3 separate regions of the Homo sapiens genome follow, and all the other regions are linked to region 2. A link is an interaction called in ENCODE POLR2A ChIA-PET data of the cell type or tissue named here. Cell type or tissue: OCI-LY7. All regions are shown on one strand. Region 1 overlaps ARID5B (AT-rich interaction domain 5B). Region 2 overlaps ARID5B (AT-rich interaction domain 5B). Region 3 overlaps ARID5B (AT-rich interaction domain 5B).

Region 1 (2,500 bases), 55 kb after region 2:
TCCAAATATGTATGAAGGCTAAGTTTGAGACACAATGTCCCTTGTGCTTCAAAGACAACATACAGTTTTCTTTCTCCTTTTTTTTTTAAAGGAAATATGAATGTGCTCACGTTATAAAGCTTGATGTCTAGTTTTGAAACAATTTAAGCAAAATAATGTCAATATGTGAGGTTCTCACAATGATTTATGCTTCCTCCTGTTACTTTATTACATTAGACATTCTTTTCTCAAAGCTTTATACTTTTCACTGTGCTCCTAGCAACCAACCAACGGCAAAGCATCAACTTTATATACCTGGCGCTATTCCAATTCTTACTGCTATTGACAATTATATTGAAGTTTCCATTTAATTGCTGCTCTGTTGTGACACCGAATATTTGTCACAATTAGGCATTTCCTATTTTCTGTCCATGCATTTTTTATTATTACTGAAAATGAAATTTTTATTCCAGAAAACCTAAGCATGAAAATTCTACAGATAAGAGTAGCTACAGCTGTTACTATCATTACCAACATTGTAACATGAAGAAAAAAAAAGAGAATATAATTTCTCGGAAGGTAATTTTCCTTTCAGTCTAAGTGCTCTTATTCATCTTGCAGTTACTCAATGATTTCCTGTTCTAATTACAGGACATTATACAGAAAGACATTTGTAAAAGGAAAATGCAGCAGAGCATATGACTAAATAGCTTGAATTGGTTGAAAGTGTTTAAAATTCCAAAGTTGTACATCAACTTTATCAATTCGTGGTTATAGCTCTATGTAAATGTGTACTGTGTCCTGCCGTATTTTTCAATCTCTCTTAAGGTAGTAAACTTAGTACCCAAAGTTAGTACACATCAAAGGGGAAAACACATTTGCAGTTAAACTGATGTTGAAGAGTTGGAGTCAGGGAAGATCAGTTGTGTGTGCGTGTGTGTGTGTGTGTGTGTGTGTGTGTGTATCTCCCTTCCTCATCAAAGCTGTTAAATTGGAGGCATGCCAAAACAAGGAGTGGAAAATATTAATAATAAAAATAAATTAAATGCCTGATTAAAAGGGAAAGAGAACAAGATTCCATCCGGAATAGAAATGAAAATGCCACAAACTATTTCATAAAAACAAACTGTGACGTAAATTACACATCAGTATTGCACTGTTGTGGTTATTTTGAGAAATGGTTTGTACTGTAAGTCAGCTGGTGCTGCCCCACCCTTAATGATTTTGTAATTCTCGACACAGTAAGCAAGTGGGGCAGCCCTGAGATTGCTGAGACAGAAAACAGAACTAGCCATACAGAACTGGCAATAAAAAGATAATGTACTTTTAACATAACAGAACAAGGAGATTGGCTTGGCTTTATTAACTAAAAAAAAACTACTTTAAATGGTCCCCAGCTTGCCATTTGTTTTGCTAAATGGAAACACAGATCTTCCCAGGATAGGCAACGAAAACATCACTGGAGAACTTAAAAAAAAGTAAATGTGGGAAAAATATATCAGTACATGGATGCAAACAAAACAAAGAATATTTCAAACCCAAAACCAAGGGTTTGAACCAGCTGTTTTCAAAAGCAAACCACTTAAAATAGAGGCATAGACAAATACAAAAATATGTATCAAAATGTTACTATCAGCTTTTGCCCTCACTATTGCTTCATCACTCAAGAAAAAAAACATCACAAAACTAAACTATAACCAAACACTGCTACCACTCTGAGTAACAAATGAACGCAGTGGGAAGAAAGCCAACTCCACCTCCAAGGTTGTCCCAAAGGGTCACTGAATTCTAAGCCACGACCGGGAGCCACTTTTTATCTTGAGAATTTTGCAGCTTATTGCCATAGGGTTCATCTTAGCCACATTTAAATTTAAATGTCACACTAGACAGGGATTATGCAACAGGTGAGACTTCATGGCCAGATTGACATGTAGGTAAAGTTGTTACCACATATGAGGTGTTATTCTATGGGGCCTGACTTACCTTAACTTGCTTCCCCGTCACATGGGTTAAACTTTGGCTAGAGTCAGCCATTCACTTTTTTTTTTTTTGAGACAGAGTTTCGCTATTGTTGCCCAGGCTGGAGTGCCATAGCGTGATCTCAGCTCACCGCAACCTCCACCTCCTGGGTTCAAGCGATTCTCCTACCTCAGCCTCCCCAGTAGCTGGGATTACAGGTATGCGCCACCACACCCAGCTAATTTTTTTGTATTTTTAGTAGAGACAGGGTTTCTCCATGGTATTTAAGCTGGTCTCGAACTCCCGACTTCAGGTGATCCGCCCACCTCAGCCTCCCAAAGTGCTGGGATTACAGGCGTGAGCCACCGTGCCTGGCCTCCACAATGATTTTTTAACCATAATACCAAAAGCACATAAGAAAACAACAAACAATAGACAACTGGACTTCATCAAAATTAAAAGCTTTTGTGCATCAATGGACACTATCAATAAAGTGAAAAGACAGTCTTGGAGAGGGGGAAAATATTTGCAAAGCATATACCTGATAAGGGATTAATAACTA
Region 2 (2,500 bases):
ATGGTGATTTCATCCGGCCTGTTTTGTGGATCCTGACCTCTTGCTCTCCTTGTCAGAGCACGATGCCACGTTCCATGAATTTGACACGGTCCGCAGCCTGGAGCCAGGGCATGGACTATTTGTTTTGTTTAGAAGACTTTGTGTAGCACAGAAGTGTTTCCACAACTGACCCAAGTGCTAAGACTTTAATGACCGCGAGGGAAGGATGTACTTTCAAGTCCCTTATCAAAATAACAGCTGAGCAGAAAGCTGACAAACAAAACTTGGGGTAGCAGGTCGCAGGCATTTCATTAAAACAAACAAAACAATATCCCCTCTGTTCTAAGACTTGTTACTATGATCTTCCCTTCCTAGCATTTTGGTGAAAAGCACTTAGACCTAAAAGGCATTTATTTCTAGAAAAGCTTTCAAATCCCAAAGGCCTTTTCGACAGAACTTGCATCGAACATGCTGTTTTTAAATAAAGGCAAAGGTTCCGGGAACTGACAAGAAGTCATCCCCAAACTGGGTTTATTTTCTCCATTCTTTGAGCTGTTTTCAGAACCCAGAGAAGCACATGTACTCCCCCAGCAGATTCTGAGAATTACAAATTTAGAACAGACTAGCACCTAATATTCTGGTCACACAAACGTAAACTCTAAATGGGATTTGATCAAGAGAAAAAGCCCTTTGTTCTTAGTAAGGCAAGTACTTGCGTATTTCAGGTATGGTTAGGCAAATCCTACCAGTCATTCAGGACTCAAAATCAAATTCCTCTCCTACTCTCCCCTCTGAACTTTTTTTCCCTCCTTCTCTTATGGAACATATCACTGTACTCCTTGTACTTTAGCTGTGGTTTTTGGCATATTATTATACCAGACTGGAGAATCCTTAAGGGCAAGACCCTGTGGGATGTGTCTTTTATCTGCCCAGCACAACACCCAAAAGGCTGCATTGCATAACATGTATTTGTTGAATGAAAAAGTGACTAATGGAAATAAAGATGCCCACATACTGTTCTTTCCTGTCCTCATAGACTGGTCCCGCCAACCTCACACGTGGTATACTTGTCACACTGGGCACTTGTAAAACTGCATTCACCTTTACTACTTATGCTTATGCTCTGGAAACATAAACTGGTGACTTGAGTTTGCACTGGGAATGGAGACAGGAAACCAAAGGCCTTTGGTATCTCAGTAAGGCTATAATCTAGTCCCCACATGCAATGCACAAACACCCTGAAGAGCACAAATATTCAAAGTACGGGGTGGGGGGAATGGAACACAAAGGACTGGGTAGGTGCCTCTGCAATCGAATCAGAGACCTTTTGGATTCAGAAGACTCCAGGTAAAGTTTTGGTATTGAAGGACTGGCTTTGGGGACAGCAAAAATTCTGGTCCCCAGGCCACATCTTTGTCCCTCTAGAGTCATAATCTGTCATTTGCTAGGTCAGTGAGTGAAAACAGGTGCATTATGGTGTGCTGGTGGGCAGGAGTGGGATGGGTCTGCGGACTTTAATTCACTCATGTAAGAGACAGCCCCACCTCCTTCCAGCCACCCTGCAAGGACCTACACCTGCCCTCTCCTTGAAAGCTCAGTGCTATGTACTTACTGACAGAACCTAAATCCTAAGACTCCAGAATTAGACCAGCTCTTGTTCTTTAGGTGAGACTGATCTCTACCAAGAAAAAGCTCTGCTAGGGAGAGAGCAGTACCCTTACTGATAGCATATCTGGCTTCAGTCAGTTTTATTAGAAAAAAAACAGTGCAAAGCAATAGACGTACTGTTACTTTTACGTGTGTATATGATTCACTGGCCTGGCTTATCACAGAGTTCAGTAAATGCTCTTTGCATGAATGTTTTCAGTATTATACATGAATAATAAGAGTAGCTAAGTGAATAATAATAGTAGCTAACCATTTCTGAGCACTTTCTCTGTACAAGTCACTCTTCTGAGTGCTTTGCATACAATAATTCCACTAAAACTCACAGCAAGCCAAAGAGGAAGGCATGATCCTTATCCCCATCTTACAGACCAGGAAACTGAGACAGAGATGAAATTACTTGTCTCAGACCATACAAATGGTTACTGGCAGCAGAAGGATTTCAACACAGGCAACTGGACTTTATCCAGAGCCCCTGCTTTAAGCAACTTATCTCTAACAGACACACACACAGACACACACACACACACACACACACAGACACACACACATTGCCTCAAAATGAAGTATTCATACTAACTTGGGCTGGCAGTCACCAGGGAGCTCTCCGCAAATGAAAACACTCAAGTACTACATAGCACGAGGGTGCTGCAGCCCACCCCAGACAGGAAACACTGTCCGACAGAATTGACAGCGAGTGGGGTCCCCTTTAGTCTTGACCCAGCAGTAGGTGGCAAGACTCCCACTAAGGCCAATAAAACTTAGTCAGAGAGCCCTACATATTACCCTCCTTAACCAGTGGGCCACTGACTCTTCTGCCTAATCAGTGAAAGATCTCTGTGGTTTAAAAAAAAAA
Region 3 (2,500 bases), 60 kb after region 2:
AACACAAAATTTATTCAAAACATGATTAAAAATGTAGATGTCCACTTAAAACTGGGCAAAGGAATACATGGATTATTTTTTTCAAAAATCTTTTAGAGCAGCATTATTCAATAGAAACACAATGTGAGCCAACTTGTAATTAACACATTGAAAATGTAAACAGAAAACAGGTGAAATTAACTTTAGTAAGCTATTTTATCTAACCCAGTATATCCAAAATATTATTTTAACATGTGATCAATAGAAGTGATTACTGGCCGCACACGGTGGCTCACGCCTGTAATCCCAGCACTTTGGGAGGCTGAGGTGGGCGGATCTTGAGATCAGGAGATCGAGACCATCCTGGCTAATACAGCGAAACCCCGTCTCTACTAAAAATACAAAAAATTAGCCAGGCATGGTGGCACATGCCTGTAGTCCCAGCTACTTGGGAGGCTGAGGCAGGAGAATCACTTAAACCCAGGAGGCAGAGGTTGCGGTGAGCCGAGATTGCACCATTGCACTCCAGCCTGGGCGACAGTGCAAGACTCAAAAAAAAAAAAAAAAAGTAAAAGAAAAAAAAAGATTACTAGTGACATATTTACATTATTTTTTCATAGTAAGCTCTCAAAATATAGTGTGTATTTTACATTTATAGCATCTCTTGAAGTGGACAAGACACATTGCAAGGGCTTAGTTGTCACAGGTGGCTAGTGGCTACCTTATTGAACAGCATAGCTCTCTTTAGAGCGTCTGCCTGAAAAGAAATTTTAAAATCATTGTGTCCTGGGTCCGAAGAGGCACTTGGGAAAAATGAGGTTGTTCTGTGTACAGGTTCCTTTTGGCCAACTATCTTGAGATAAGATGTTCTGAAATATAGCTAGGAGAGGAGAACAGAACAGGAGGAAAAGCCTCACAGTGCCTGTTATTTCATTGTTCTGATACCCCAAAGCCCCAACAAAGACCCAAAGTTAGCAAGTATAGTTATTTTAGTAGAGATTCTCGCTTGCCACCTTTGGTTTCTGGTGAATAACAAAAATCAATTCAAAGTAAAATAATAATCTCTTAAAAGCTTCAACTGTTAAGACCTGGTGAGAGCCCTCTCCTCTGGGTTAAACATATCCTTCTGCTGTAACCAGCTACAGGTTCACTTGGTGCCATGTCCACAAAACCATCTGCTCTGTTTTCTGTCATGACACCCAGTTGTTCAGAATGGATATTTCTTTCTTTCTTTTTCTAGTGTGCACATTACTAAAAGTAATTTAACAGCTGAAAGAGATACTTATGAAACCTACTGGAAACTGAAACCACTATTTAATCTCACGGCAAAGCAGTCATATAAAAACTCCGGCACCTTCTAATGTGCTGTCACAGTGCACCATGGAAGAACATCATTGAAAGCTGATGATACAGATGTGCTCTGTTTTACTTCCTTTTTGTACAGGGTTAGTACTGAGTAAGCTGATGTAAGACAGGAGGAGGATGGCTCTAGTTTAGCCACCTTTCCCAAAGTACCTACCATCTGCTGAAAATCATTTCCACAGCAAATATCCCCTTTTCCCCAATCTCTAACATCCAAACCTACCTCTCTTTTCTCATAAAAGACAATAAACAAATTGCTCGTGACTACTATATTAATTCCAGTGATAGTTCTGTGGTTTCATACCATGAGTTACCAGTGCTACAGATCCCTGTTTCTGGGTATCTCTCAGATATTTCTTTAAGGTTATTTCTGTTTGAAAGGGTTGGCAAACTATGGGCCAAATTCAGCCCAACACCTGTTTTTGTAAATAAAGTTTTATTACAACATAGTCATGCACATTCATTTACATATTGTCTTTGGCTGCTTTTACACTACGACGGCACAGTTGTGTGATTATAGAGTGGTGCATTTGCCTCAGAGACCTTATGGTGCACAAATCTAAAATATTTACTATCTGGCTCTGCTGACCCTTGATCTAGAGAATATAGTCTTGCTGCCAGAAATCTGCTATTTTGGATCACGAATATCAGCTTAATTTCTAAGATACAGTTACTCTGTAACACTTGGCTGCATTTACTTGTTCAAGCTGGACTCTCCTTTCCAGAATATGGGTTCTTTGAAGGGCAGGAGCTAGGTCTGTAGCATGTCTGAATTCCTAACACCCTGGAAACAAGCGAAGCACATGATAGATTTTTAATTAATGTTGGTTCTTTTTCTGGTTATTCACTGTCCCTCTGTTCTCATCCTACTCCCGGATCTATTACCCATTCTTTCTTCCTTGCTCTGTGACCCCTGAATGTTGTATCATTGGGCTCCCTCATGGGCTGGCTGGCTTCTGCTTGTTCAGCCAATGGGAGACACCTAACAGATCGCATGTGGGAAAGAGTGAGAAGTTGTCATATTTCTTCTCTGCCCCATCTCTGCTTTGGCCTGGCAGCTCTGGCCAAGGCCACAGCTCCACCCTGACGGCAGCTTTCACCAGGTAGCACTATGTCTTCCTCTTGCTTCTTACTAGTGCCCAGATGTCTTCATGGTTCT

Evidence for each region. ChIA-PET counts read pairs that join two places held together with the same protein. Peaks named below come from ENCODE experiments on the same cell type or tissue, not always from the same donor. Only the 100,000 strongest peaks of a DNase experiment are listed, where the experiment ranks them.
Region 1: POLR2A ChIA-PET joins it to region 2 with 40 read pairs; 8 of 35 experiments call an interaction of 5 or more read pairs at or near these places.
Region 3: POLR2A ChIA-PET joins it to region 2 with 13 read pairs; 9 of 35 experiments call an interaction of 5 or more read pairs at or near these places.

Annotation. Positions count from the first base shown.
Region 1 is chr10:61,991,563-61,994,062 of GRCh38, reverse strand. The region is part of intron 3 of ARID5B (AT-rich interaction domain 5B); the gene reads right to left. Among named protein-coding and RNA genes, the nearest start is that of ARID5B, 91 kb to the right of the region's middle. In OCI-LY7, no CTCF peak of the experiment used is centred here; DNase peaks (open chromatin) are centred at 630, 972 and 1,192; H3K4me3 peaks cover 1,853 bases; H3K27ac peaks cover 2,167 bases.
Region 2 is chr10:62,046,686-62,049,185 of GRCh38, reverse strand. The region is part of intron 4 of ARID5B (AT-rich interaction domain 5B); the gene reads right to left. Among named protein-coding and RNA genes, the nearest start is that of ARID5B, 150 kb to the right of the region's middle. RefSeq lists enhancers at 1-36, 1-47, 228-317, 938-1,007, 1,588-1,647 and 1 more. In OCI-LY7, no CTCF peak of the experiment used is centred here; DNase peaks (open chromatin) are centred at 1,095, 1,535, 2,195, 2,495 and 1 weaker place; H3K4me3 peaks cover 2,463 bases; H3K27ac peaks cover 2,500 bases.
Region 3 is chr10:61,986,984-61,989,483 of GRCh38, reverse strand. All of the region lies in intron 3 of ARID5B (AT-rich interaction domain 5B), which reads right to left. Among named protein-coding and RNA genes, the nearest start is that of ARID5B, 87 kb to the right of the region's middle. RefSeq lists enhancers at 1,072-1,321, 2,422-2,500. In OCI-LY7, no CTCF peak of the experiment used is centred here; DNase peaks (open chromatin) are centred at 1,343 and 1,763; H3K4me3 peaks cover 1,903 bases; H3K27ac peaks cover 2,500 bases.